2 separate regions of the Homo sapiens genome follow, and region 1 is linked to region 2. The links are chromatin contacts, found by Hi-C in ENCODE. All regions are on one chromosome and are shown on one strand. The core of a region is the stretch at or near the end of the contact, and the rest is flanking DNA. Distances in the headings are between cores, read along the strand shown. Region 1 overlaps ZBTB44-DT (ZBTB44 divergent transcript). Region 2 holds the start of APLP2 (amyloid beta precursor like protein 2).

Evidence for each region. A loop is a pair of places that touch in the nucleus more often than their neighbours do. Pooled maps may share reads with other maps.
Region 1: a map of ascending aorta shows a loop between it and region 2 (10-fold over the local background). The contact joins the enhancer-like site here to the promoter of APLP2 in region 2. A Hi-C loop is called at or near these places in 2 of 168 maps with a recorded cell type or tissue (ascending aorta and sigmoid colon) and 5 of 50 pooled maps.

What each region holds. Positions count from the first base shown.
Region 1 is chr11:130,396,408-130,403,125 of GRCh38, forward strand. ZBTB44-DT (ZBTB44 divergent transcript) reads left to right here. Exons shown (of 7, transcript NR_148980.1): 5 at 1,106-1,183; 6 at 4,603-4,680. Among named protein-coding and RNA genes, the nearest start is that of ADAMTS8, 29 kb to the right of the region's middle. Within about 2 kb of position 4,649, at least 7 of the 41 ENCODE cell types and tissues checked have a DNase peak (open chromatin) inside an H3K27ac peak, as active enhancers do; they include ascending aorta, where a contact is called at or near this core.
Region 2 is chr11:130,068,514-130,074,719 of GRCh38, forward strand. APLP2 (amyloid beta precursor like protein 2) reads left to right here and starts at 1,381. Exons shown (of 17, transcript NM_001142276.2): 1 at 1,381-1,569. The coding sequence starts at 1,465. LOC107984432 (a long non-coding RNA gene) reads right to left here and starts at 1,136. Exons shown (of 2, transcript XR_001748444.2): 1 at 951-1,136; 2 at 1-600. RefSeq lists enhancers at 72-572, 573-1,073 and silencers at 990-1,219, 1,610-1,739, 1,810-2,269.

The sequences.
Region 1 (6,718 bases), core at 3,399-5,898, 330 kb after region 2:
CCTCAGCCTCCCAAGTAGCTGGGATTACAGGCGTGTGCCACCACGCCTGGCTAATTTTTGTATTTTTAGTAGAGATGGGGATTCACCATGTTGGCCAGTCTGGTCTCGAACTCTTGACCTCAGGTAATCTGCCTGCCTCAGCCTCCCAAAGTGCTGGGATTACAGGCATGAGCCACCGTGCCCAGCCCCAATTTTCATGTTTAAAAGATCACTGAGTAATGTGAGGATGGGATTAGAGGGATGTGAAGTGAAATGGGACAGGGCTGTTGAAGCCATGCTGGGTGAGGGGATGGAGAGCCCCCTGAAGGCAGCAGCAATGGAGACGGAGGAGGAGTTTGCATTTGAGGGCCAGTGGATAGGAGGGGTGGAGAAGAAGGGGAAACAGAAGATAGGTCCTGGCCAGGCACAGTGGCTCATGCCTGAAATCCTAGCACATTGGAAGGCTGAGGCAGGAGCATCACTGGAGCCTAGGAGTTGCAGTGAACTATGATTGCACCACCACACTCCAGCCTAGGTGACAGAGCAAGACTCTGTCTCTTAAAAAAAAAAAAAAAAAAAAAAAAAGATAGGGTATAGGTGTAACAGCTGGGAGGAAGAGAGTGAGTTTGACTTTGAGCAAATTGAGTCAGGTGGGAAGTTGGAAACATACCCAGCCTGTGCAGAAAGGAGTTATCACAGCGGGCCTGACACTGCTGTTCATAGAAACACCTGCCTGCAAGGTTGGCCCTTGGCTGGCATCTGGGAACTTGGCTCTCAGAGCATCCCTAGTTAACAGTTAACTGATAAGGTGGTTCCCCATGGCTAGACTGTCTGTGCAGACAACACAATTTATGCCAAACACCTACTTTCCATCTGAGAGTCTAGGATTTTGCTAGGCAGAGGGTGCCCATGTGACCAGACCCCAGTTAAGACCTTTGGGCACTAAGTCGGTACTGGGCTTCCCCAGGCAGAAATGTCACACGTGTGTTGCTGCATTTTTACGGAGGGACAGTGGGCTCTGTGGGACCCTGGTGGTCGGAAAGAGCATAAGGAAGCCTGGCATGGGTTCCTCTAGACTCTGCCTGTGCCTTGACCCCTTATGATCCAGCGTGTGTCCTCACCACAGCAAAAGGATAAAGCCTCGCCATGAGCACAGCTGTGTGCTGAGTCCCAGGAGCCCTTCCAGAGAACCTTCAAACATGAGGTAGGCATGGGGGCCGCAGACACACAGCCTCTGGATTTAAATTTGGGAGTAATCAGCAGATAGGAAAAAATGGAAACCATAGGGGTGGATGGGATCAGCCAGGAAGAGTGAACAGAACCCAGAGGAACTCAACAACTTAGGGATAACAAGAGGGAGAGGGCATGCAGAGGAGGCCAGGATGCAGGCACAGGACTGAGGCAGGTCTGTTGGACTTAGCACAAGGTCATCGATGACCTTGGCAACACAGTCCCGTGGGCAGTGGTGTGGGGAGCTGGCTTGTTAGGGCGTGAGGAAGGGAGCAGTTCTCTCAAGTATGACTGTGGAAGGTGCACAGAGGTAGCAGAGAGAAATATGGGGAAGTGGAACATATTTTTCAAAGGGGAAAGGGAACGTGATCATTTTTTTTCTCTGCCTGCTTTATGGCAGGCTGTCAGCTAGACACGAGTGATGCAAATGAAGATGAGATGTGGCCTGGGACTCACAGTGTATGGTCCAGCAGCAAAGACAGAAGGAAGGGTGCTGAGTGTTTGAAAAGTGAAGTGCAGGCAGGGCATGGTGGCCCATGCCTATAATCCCAGCACTTTGGGAGGCCGTGAGGCGGGAGGATCACTTGAGGTCAGGAGTTTGAGACCAGCCTGGCCAACATGGTGAAACCTTATCTGTACTAAAAATACAAAAATTAGTCAGGTATGGTGGCGGGAGCCTGTAATACCAGCTACTCAGGAGGCTGAGGCAGGAGGATCACTTGAACCCAGGAGGCGGAGGTTGCAGTGAGCTGAGATCGTGCCGCTGCACTCCAGCCTGGGCAACAAAACCAGACTCTGTCAAAAAAAAAGCTAAGTGCACAGCAACATGAGGGTGCTTAACCTAACCTGAGGGTTTCATTGAGGGTGTGACCTTTAATCTGTGACCTGAAGAATAAGTAGGACTATGTTAAAGTGGGGAGAGAAGAAAGAGGAAAAGGAACATTTCCGGAAGAGGGAAGAGTATATGTGATGTTTGGAGAGAGAAGTTGTGTGCTTTGGAAGAGCAGCAGGAATTCAGGGAGCGAGGGGAGAGTGGAGAGACATAGCTGTGAAATGCGGGAGTGAAAAGACACAGCACCTGCGAACACCGATGGGGAGCTGTCAGCAGAGAGGGAGGGGCTGGGTCTTTGGGAAGGGAGGGGATGGTGGAGGGGCTGAGCGCCTTGAGAGGGTGGAGGGCTGCAGTATTGAGAAGGGATTAGTTTTGACAGTGGGAAAATACCTCTCATGTAACAGAAACAGAAGGAGAAAGGATAGATTTTAAAAAGGATGGATATACAATGGTTTTCAATTTATGATGGTTCAGCTTACAATCAATTGTTTGACTGTTCGATGGGTTTATCCCAATGTAACCCGATTGTAAGTGGAGGAGCGTCTGGGCTTAGGACGATTCAACTTACACATTTTTGACTTTACAATGGATTTATTGGGATATTAAACGCATTTTAGTCTTACGATATTACCATGGGTTTATTGGGGATGTAACTCTGTGTAAATTGAGGCGCATCCGTAGCTACCAGCAAGATTTCAGGATTCGTGGTAAGAAACGAACAGGGTTTTTAAAATTACGATTTCATTTTCTTGTGTTTTTTTTTTTTTTCCTCACCCTGTCCTGCTTCCTGAGATCTGACACATTTGTAGGCTAGGCTTTCGGTAATGTAACTCCAGATGGAGAAGAGGGAGACATTTTTTCACATCCTAATGCACCAGGGATAGGCTAGCAGGAGGCCACAGTTAGTACTGTGCAAAGCCTACTCTCTTAGGTATGCTGTCCTTGGTCCTGTCCCTGTGAGAGATTTTCCCCCTTCCCCTCACCCACCTTTGGGATCTGAAGAACCATCTCCATCTAACAGTGAAACTAGAAAGAACCGAGGGACTGACAGACCATGTCAGGGCCACACCCAGGACTCCAAACAGTGGTGGAAACTGAGGGGCCAACAAGGAGGATGAGGTAGAGAAGCTGGGCCATGAGGGAGCCTGGGTGTGTATTTATTTATTTACTTTTGAGAAGGGGTCTGGCTCTGTCACCCAGGCTGAAGTGCAGTGGTAGGATCACAGCTCACTGCAGCCTCGACCTCCCTGGGCTCAGGTGATCCTCCCACCTCAGCCTCCTGGGTAGCTGGAACAGCCCTGGCTAAGTTTTTTATATGTTTTATAGAAACGAGGTCTTACCATGTTGTCCAGGCTGGTCTCAAACTCTCGGCCTCAAGTGATTTGCCTGCCTCAGCCTCCCCAGATGCTGGAATTCCCGGCATGAGTCACTGTGCCCGGCGTATTTTTCTTTTTCTTTGTTTTTTTTTGTTTTAGACCTAGGTGTTTAAATCTCATGATGTACTGTGCCCTTCAGAGAGCTGGAGGATTAATTTAATCAGGGGGAGGAGTTATCTTCTGAGTCTTCACTCTCCTATGGACTTGACAGAGATTGAAACATGCCTGTTGAATCCAAAATAAGAGAGAGTTATAATGTTCCTCTAGATTCGTGTCTATACGTGGCCCGTTAATGGTGAGCTGGTGTCCCCTCTCCCTTCCATGATAAGAGATACGGTACTGGGCTCCACTTAGCAGTGGAGGTGAGTTTGTTCACTCACAGCGAAGCGTGGCATGGGGATGAGCTGGAGGAGCATGGGAAGCGCAGAATAGTTCTGTGGACAACCATCGGTATTGCTGAGAGGGGGTCTGCTCGGGTTGCTGGACAGTTTCCATCAAACGCTGTAACTTTATGGTGGCACCAGTGTGCTCAGGGCTGGGATTCCCCCGGGGTGTGGATCTGCTTGTAGCAGGATGACGTGAGAGGTGAGAGGTGGGGAGAGGGGAATGGGTGCCGTGTGAGGCTCTGCCTGCTGAGCAGCACAGAGAGTCTGTGGGGCAAGGGCAGTGAGAACACTGGCAAGATTGAGGTGGAGGCGCTGAACGTGGAGTCCAAGCAGCTCAGGGAAAGCTGAAGACAGAGGAGCAGGAAAGATGGATGGGGGAAGGACACGTGCGGAGGCGGTCAGGGCATGGGGAAGGATGCATTTATGGGAAAGATCTGGGAAGATGGGAGATTGTGGTTGAGGAGGAGGAGATTTGATGTAGGACTTCAGAGGTGGAGCAGTTCTGAGTAATGAGCAGCTTCAGAACGTGGCTTCAGGGCAGCCTCGTTGAACCTTGTCACTGATGGGACCCTCTCTTCCATCCCATGTCCACATGGCTTCTCTCCTTGCAGCCTCTGACGCACCTCCCCCGCAGCTACCCTTTTCCTATTTTCTGGTCCAGCAAGAGGAACTCACAGCATCTTTTCTTACTTCCGGAGAAATTCATTCCACATGTGTCTGATTCATTCGCGTTTACAGAAACTTGAAATTTCCAGTGTCCAAAAACCCTTTCAACTATTTTTTTTCTTCCCTTTCTTAGAAACAGGAAGTTGTGTTTGGCTGCGGACAAACTCTCTCAGTGCCCCTGGGACTTACAAGATGTTTGGAATGAGGAACGGTGAGGTCTGGGGAAGGCTTCTTTCCTCTCTCCTTTCCTGGGGCGATTCGCATCTGCCAGGGCTGGGCTGGGCAGCTCTGGGGGCTGGAAGGCCAGCCGGAACCTTCCTGTCTCTTTCTACTGAGCCCCAGGCCTGAGGGAAAGTATGTTCTAAAGAGACAGGTGGCTTTCTTGCTCTCTGCTTGTCATTACGGTTCAGAATGCACTTGTGCACTGGTGTCATGTCTCTTCCCAGTACTTGAGCAGTGGCTGTGATGAGTCCCTTGATCTATTTCAGGGGGTGTGGGCTGGCCGGCACTCAGTTTTAAGCAAGTCCTGCTCTTTCCAAAGTGGAAGGTCAGAAAAACTCCCCACCTGAAGAAGAACGAGCCAGGGAAGTGTGGTACCAGCTGTTTAGGACCACACCTATTGGTTACGTCTGGCCAGGTCATTCTGCAGTGTTGACCTGGAAAGCACACAGGTGCTTAGGAGGGGCTGGCCAGGGGCAGGGAAAGTGTGGGAGTCACAGCCCACCCACTCCGTTCGCGGGACCCTCCAGTTTTTACTGTTGCTCGTTGTGTTCTCCTGTGTTGTTTAGAATGTTGTCATATGTACGGTCAATACAACCACAGTATTTGTCGCATTAGTGATCACCAACATTGAGCCAATGAAGACGCTGGCTTAGATGGGTGACTTCTTCTTTCCCACATTCCACATGCAGCTCTCCCAATGCGAGCTCAGCGGAGGCCCCCAGAAAAACGTGGGGAGGAGAGTTTTCCCCATAAGACAGACTGTCCTTCAGCCCCGGCCACCAAAGAGGAGTAACCCGGGCCTGCTGTTCTCTGGGACTGAATGCGGCTGCATCCTTCCCTTCCTCTGCTTCCTGTCCCGGTACTTACTGACGGTGCACATGCGGGGCTTGGGGAAGCTGAGTGTCTAACCGCGGTGCAGCTACGGATGGGAAATTCTGGGCAGGGACGAGCCTGTCTTCACCTGAGGAATTCCCTCCCACATCACACAGGGCAGAGTGGGAGTGGAGGAGGGCAGAGGACACGTCTCAGGGCCAGTAACCTAGGCTTATAGAAGACGTCATCACCGTCCTCATGATGTTCACCCCGTCTCCTGTTTTTTGGGGCCATGTGTTCCGAAATGTAGCTTCAACTCATCATAGGGGCAAAAAGAAGTGATGAGTCTGTGGCAGCAGAAATCTGGGAATCCAAGGGTCGTGCTACATCTAGTCCTCTTTGATAAATTCTGCCTTCCTGTTCACATTTTTCGAGAAACCATTTTGAATTCCCAAACAGCAAAGGAAATGCTGCAGGTTCCTGGAGGGACCTGGTGATCTGGGGCAGAGCACACGGAGTCGAGATTGCTGCGGGGTTCACGAGCCTCCCCTCCTGGGACCAGGGGCACCTGGGCAGGGTAGTCTGCACCACGCAGGAAAGCCCAGTACACGCAGCTGCTCAACGCTGCAGACGCCATAGCGCAGGGCTGACAAGGCCTCCCTCTTTATCTGCCCTGGACCACAAGTGGAAAATATCAAGACAAAGCAAAAGCCAGTATCCCTTAAGAACTTTCCAATTGTTCTTGTCATTTGTAGTTTTGTTTTTTGGGGGGTGTGGGGAGGGAGGGGTGGTTTGAAACAACTCCGGAGCACACTCCAGAGGAAAACAGGAAGGGTGACATGTTTGGACACCAGAAAAGAGGAAGAGTCCTCACTAAGAGGGTGACTTGGTTAAAAAGTTCAAGCACAAAGGATGTAGAAGCAGGTGGATGTCATCAGAGAACAGATGCGGATCTAGTGAGATGGGTCCTACCACCCCTGGAATATGTTCCTGGGAGAGGGGTGGTCTGCTAGAGTGGACTGGGAATAGTAATATTGCATACTTTTGTAAATTCACAAAACCCTCTGATCTGTGATAGAGGAATAAAGGGCAGAGGATAAACCCCAGATAAAGATTCACTTATCTTAAAAATGAAAGGTTGGAAATTAACTTTATGCTACTGTACCACCTTCGAAGTATTTCTGGCAGGTGCCTGGAGGATTCAGATTAATGAC
Region 2 (6,206 bases), core at 131-2,630:
GTGACCTGAGAGAGGTATGGAATAACTAGGGAGCGAGTGCCACAGTGGGAAACATCCCTCTGAGCAATCAGAAGCGATATTTCAGCCGACTGAGCCGAGGAACAGTGAAAACGCTTCCAACAGGCAGATGTTGGGGAGAGGACATTGCAGGCGCAGAAGAGTGTTAGGAAGGGCTGTGAAATGGAAAGGTGTCGTCTTGGAGGAATCGGGCAGAGCCAGTTTACCCACAGGGAACTGGGCATGTAGGGGAGAGTGGTGCAGAATAAGGCTGGAAAATCCCGAGTTCTTACAGGCGCACTCGTCTACTCCGCGGACAGTCTCTTCCTTTCTATTGTCAGCGTCCTGGGGGTAGGGTTGTGTTATGCATTTAGTTGAACCTGAAGGGACTAGTCCAGGTCTCTCAGAAGGCAGTACCTAACTCACAGGCGACTGAAAGGAAACAAGGCCAGCGGAGCCCTGGCGGTGGCGAGGCTGTGCCAATTGCTAAATGGGGCAGCAGGACGTTTTTCTCTACTGAAGTGGCAATGCCGCGGAGCAGGAAGGCAGAGTAGCAGGTCTCCCGCTAGTGCGTCTCAACCGAAGAAGCGGCGTGATCTCTTCCTAAAACACACGAGGAAGGGGGCCTGGGCTGTGAGGCCGGCGTGGTTCTTGCACCCCTGGTCTCTATCCCTGCCTGGGCAACTGCTGGGAAGGAAGGGTCGGCAAGAGGCCTAAAGACCGGAGGCCAAGGGTGCGGAGCGCGGCCGGACTCAGAGGCGAGGACCCGGCGGAGAGGCCTGGGCGGAGCAGGGCGGGAGAGGCGCGCCCTGAGTAGGGCTCGGGGGAGGACGATGGCTGCCTCCTGCGGTCCTCCCCCTGCCTCGGGGGACGGCCCTTGGCAGACCGTCCCGGACTCCTAATTCATCCTGTTTTTAATAAAACCATTTCCAGAATCAAAAAGAGGGCGGTACCCAAAGGAGTCTGAAGAATGCCCAGCAGGGGCAGGGGAGCGGGGCGTGCCCGTATCGGGAGGCTGAAGGCTGACGGACCAGCGCAGCAGGGACAGATAACCGCGCCGGGGGGCGGAGGCCAGAGCCAGCCCCGCGCCCACAGGGTTGCGGCCCCAGACCCGCCGCGCGCACGCCCCCGCGCCTGGCGGCCACAGGGTCCGGAGCGGGGGCGGGGCCATCCGCGGCCGGGGGCGGGGCCGGGCGGGGGGCGCGCGGTTGGACCGGGCGGGAGGAGCAGGCTCTTCCATCTCCTGATTGGGTCTGGACCGCAAGGGGGCGGGGTCTTGAGGGGTTCTGCGGGCCGGCATTGGGAGCCGCAGAAGGAGGGCGTGGTAATATGAAGTCAGTTCCGGTTGGTGTAAAACCCCCGGGGCGGCGGCGAACTGGCTTTAGATGCTTCTGGGTCGCGGTGTGCTAAGCGAGGAGTCCGAGTGTGTGAGCTTGAGAGCCGCGCGCTAGAGCGACCCGGCGAGGGATGGCGGCCACCGGGACCGCGGCCGCCGCAGCCACGGGCAGGCTCCTGCTTCTGCTGCTGGTGGGGCTCACGGCGCCTGCCTTGGCGCTGGCCGGCTACATCGAGGTGGGGACCGGGCGAACGCCGGAGAGTCGTCTCCTTCGCCCGCCGGAGGAGCGCGGACTGCGGGCGGGCAGCGGGGTCCGCGGCAGGGCGGGCCGGCGGTGCGGCGCCGGGGGTCCGGCTCTGCGGCGGGTCTGGCGCGCCCTCCCCCGCCCGTCCCTGCTTGGCGCAGTGCTTAGCGCTGGAGGTCGGGCTGCCTCAGCCGCCGCAGAGGCCAAATGAAAGGCGTCGGGGCTGCTGGGGGCGGCCGTCCGCCTCGGCCGACCCAGCCCCCAACCCGCCCGCGGCGCCGCCACCTCCTCCGGGGACCCAGTGCCCCCGGGCGCCCGCCCCGCCCTCCCCCGGGACAATGCCAGGGCGCTCCTCTCCCGCCGGAGTCCGCGGCTGGGCTTTCTCCAGGGGCGGCCCCGCGCGGACCCCGTACGCTCCCTCGCGCGGCACCGGGGCCTCGGCTCCGGGCCTCCCACCTGCGAGCGGCGGGCTTCGCCTTTGTTGCCAGGTGGACGCGGCCCCGGCCTTCGCGCGCGGCAGGGATGCTGCGAGCCCCGGGGGAGCTCCCGCGCCAGGCCGCCCGCTGCTCCCTCTGCCGCCTGGGGCCGGGTCGCGGACGCGCATTTTTTAAGTGGCGCTGTTTGCCTGCGTCCGTAGACCGAGGAAACCCGCTCTGGGTGCGTTGACCGCTTTCGTGAGGGTTTCAGTGAGTAGGGAAGGTGCCCGCGAAGGCGTGTAAACTGTTGGAAAAATCGTCCTCTTCGGGTGTCAGAATTCCATCAGTGGTTGTGCTTCGAGGTCGCACCCTGAGCATCCCCGCTGCGAGAAAGGCGAAGCGGCAGGGCCGGGGGTTGGGGAGGCCGCGGGAGGGGGCGGGGGCGGCGGGGTCCGCGGTGCGGGCCGGAGCGGGCAGCCTTGGAGGAGCCCTGCTGTGGCCGAGGGAGACGGCGAGCTTGATCTTTACTTCCCTTCTCGAAGTGGTGCTTGAACTGCTGGTCTGGAATGTGTAGTTCTGGTGTCGTTTATTTCTTCTCCCTCTTCGCTCTTTTAAAAATTACAACTGGTTTCTGCATACTTAGCTAATTTCAGAGAGACCTGAAGACTGGATTTGATTGGGCATTAATTGAGAGCTTTCTTTTAAAGACCTCAGGTTTAGAATATATTTACTTCTACAGAATGTTCAAGTATTTCCACGGGTAAAAATAAATCTAATAAAAAGCCTCTCTGATGGAACGGCTTAACACCTTTGTATTCATCCAGTTTAAAGCTTTGTGACTGTGAGGGTAAGAAAGGAGTTCAGCTTTAAAGAGAAATAGTTAACGTTTATCTACAGAGGATTTTGGATTGCGATTGTTTCAGTGTGTCCACACAATGGTCAGAGTTGTATCTGTGATCCCTGATATGTCGCATGAAAACAGCTAGGTGAGTGAGATGGGAAGAAAAAATAAAGGCTTTCGTATGGAAGATGGGACTTCACTAGTGGGTCGGGTGTCAGAAACCATCGTTCACACTCGCACTCCACTTCCCACTGCTATGACTAATTTGAGGCATTAGTGAATTCACAGTAGAAGACTCAGCAGTTTTAAAGAATTCGTTAATACTTGTGTAGCGGGAAAAAATAATATGAGAATTCATTGTTGTGTGTTAAATTTGATTGTTAGCCACAGCGTTGTTCAGTTGAAAAGTATGGTTGAAGAAAGTAGGAATTAAACATTTCTGAAAAATGGTTTTATGGTAACTCCTGTTCTTTGGAGCTGTATTTTTGCTCACACTTACTAAATGATCTTTCAAGGGGCCTTTTGTCAAGCTATCAGAATTTTATTCATATGAATATAATTTGATTTTGTTTATTTGCTGTCAGGCAAGGGACTGTCGAAGCTTAATTTAGATGAGAGTGGCCTAAATCAGGATGTCTTTGGGAAGGCCCTGATTGAGATTAGCGAAAGGGATTCTGGCCAAATCCCTGATCAAGTTGCTTGGCACAGAATTATTGATTGGCAAATCTTTAGTGTTGCTTGGTGTTGACTGAATTAATCTCTTACACCTGTTTAAAAAGAAAAAGCTCACCTCTGGACTCAGGGTCACTTCCTCTCTTAAATCCGAGACAAGTTCTCCTGTGTGCATGCTCCCATTTGGGACTGAGACAGTATTGTGCTGAAACCCCGCATACTGTGCAGTGGATGACTAGGCTCCTGAGAACCGGAACTTGAGTTTGTTCTGTCACATTTGAAAGAAAGAAGGCCATTTGATTGCCAGTTTTCTGGAAACTCAAACCCAAATTAAAGGATGTCAACTGAGGCAGAGTAGAGAAGGCTTTGTGTTGGTGTTTCTGACAGGTGGTATGGGAGATGTGTAATTGTACCTTGGAGAGAAACCTTGGTGTGCTTCTGATAGGAATATCGTCTTTTTTTTTTTTTTTTTTTTGATACGGAGTCTCGCTCTGTCCCAGGCTGGAGTGCAATGGTGGGATCTCTGGGCTCACTGCAACTTCCGCCTTCCGAGTTCAAGCGATTCTCCTGCCTCAGACTCCCAAGTAGCTGGGATTGCAGGCGCCTGCCACCACGCCCAGCTAATTTTTGTATTTTTAGTAGAGACAGGGTTTCACCATGTTGGCCAGGCTGGTCTGGAACACCTGATCTCAGGTGATCCACCTGCCTCGGCCTCCCAAAGTGCTGGGATTACAGGCGTGAGCCACAGCGCCCGGCCCGTTATTTTTATCATAACTATGTTTTAAAAATCTTTTGATAAATACGATAAACTTCAGTTTTATCAATTAGTTCCTCCTTTTGTAGAGGGAATTTGTTTTACCATCTAAAGCCAGGCTTTCCCAGGGTGTAGCCACAAGCCACATGTGGTTATTGAGTCTGTAGGGTGACTAGTGTGAATGAGGAGTGAATTTTTCATTTTATTTAATTTTAATTAATTTAAGTTTACATTTAAAATCTGATTCAGTGGTTGGAAAACTTTTAACTGAAATAATTTGGTTATGCGAATTTACTTTTAAACTGTACATTTTATGAAATCTAAATGTAGATCAAGTATTTCCTATGAAAATTTAGCTTCTGAATTGAGATGTACTGGAAGTGTAACATACACATCAGATTTTGAAGATTTAATACAGAAGAATTAAAATCTCAATTTTTGTATTGACTAAATTGAAACAATACTTTAGACATGGGCTAAATAAAACATTAAAATTAATTTCACTTGTTTCTTTTCACTCTAATATGGTTCCTAGAAAATTTAATACTATGTATGTGGCTCACATTGTATTTCTGTTAGATGGTGCTGATTTAAAATTTTGCTTAAAGTTGGTCCTGCATATGTTTTTATTAGCAGAATTTTTTAATATGTTCCTATATTTTTCCACATAAAGTCTTGCTGGAAGTTGGCCCAACATGCTCTTAAGTATTTTTGTTAGAACAATTTTGAATGTGTTGATTTTTAAACTTTTTCAATTAAAAATGTTTTACTTAGAAATAACTTTAATCACCAGGCGCGGTGGCTCACGCCTGTAATCCTAGCACTTTGGGAGGCCGAGGTGGGTGGATCACGAGGTCAGGAGTTCGAGACCAGCCTGAGCAACATGGTGAAACTCCGTCTCTACTAAAAATACAAAAATTAGCTGGGCGAGATGGCGTGCGCCTGTAATCCCAGCTACTCAGGAGGCTGAGGCAGGAGAATCTGGGAGGTGGAGGTTACAGTGAGCCGAGATCACACCACTGCACTCCAGCCTGGGCAACAGAGCGAGACTCCATCTCAAGAAAACAAGAATAAAAAAAAGAAATAACTTTAATCTTATAAAAAATGCAAAAATTGTACAATTTTCTTACCCTTTACTCAGATTCACCAATTGTTAACATTTCTTCTAGTCACATTTGCTTTACTACTGCATTTTTTGCCAAATTATTTGAGAGTAAGTTGCATACGTCGTCCCCCATCCCCTTTACCCCTGAGAACTTCAGTATATATTTTCTAAGAGCCAAAGACATTGTCTTACATAGGCTTAGTACAGCCATCAACCTAATGAAATTTAACATTGATACAATACTTGGATCTTATCTGCTGTCGGTTTTCTAGTTAGTTTGTTGACCCAATCATGTTCTTTATAGCATTTGAAAACATGTTTTGTTGTTGTTGTTGTTGTTTTGTTTTTCTTTTTTGAGTTGGAGTCTCACTCTGTCGCCCAGGCTGGAGTGCACTGGCATGATCTCGGCTTACTGCAACCTCCGTTTTTCAGGTTCAAGCGACTCTCCTGCCTCAGCCTCCAGAGTAGCTGGGACTACAGGAGCCCACCACCATGCCTGGCTCATTTTTATATTTTTAGTAGAGACAGGGTTTCACCATATTGGCCAGGCTGGTTCCAAACTTCTGACCTTGTGATCTGCCTGCCTTGGCCTTCCAAAGTGCTGGGATTACAGGCGTGAGCCTCCACACCTGGCCCCTTTCAAGATTGTTTAATTCTGTTTACCCTTACTAAATTTTGAGGCTTTTGGATTTTCTTTCTAAAATAACAGAAGAAGAATTCTATAGGTAGTACATATTCATTGTAAGAAATTTAAAAGTACAGATAACCAATAAGAAGTGAAAAATGACCTAAAATCTTATTCCCCAGGGAAACCTTACTGTAATATTGTATATACCCTTCT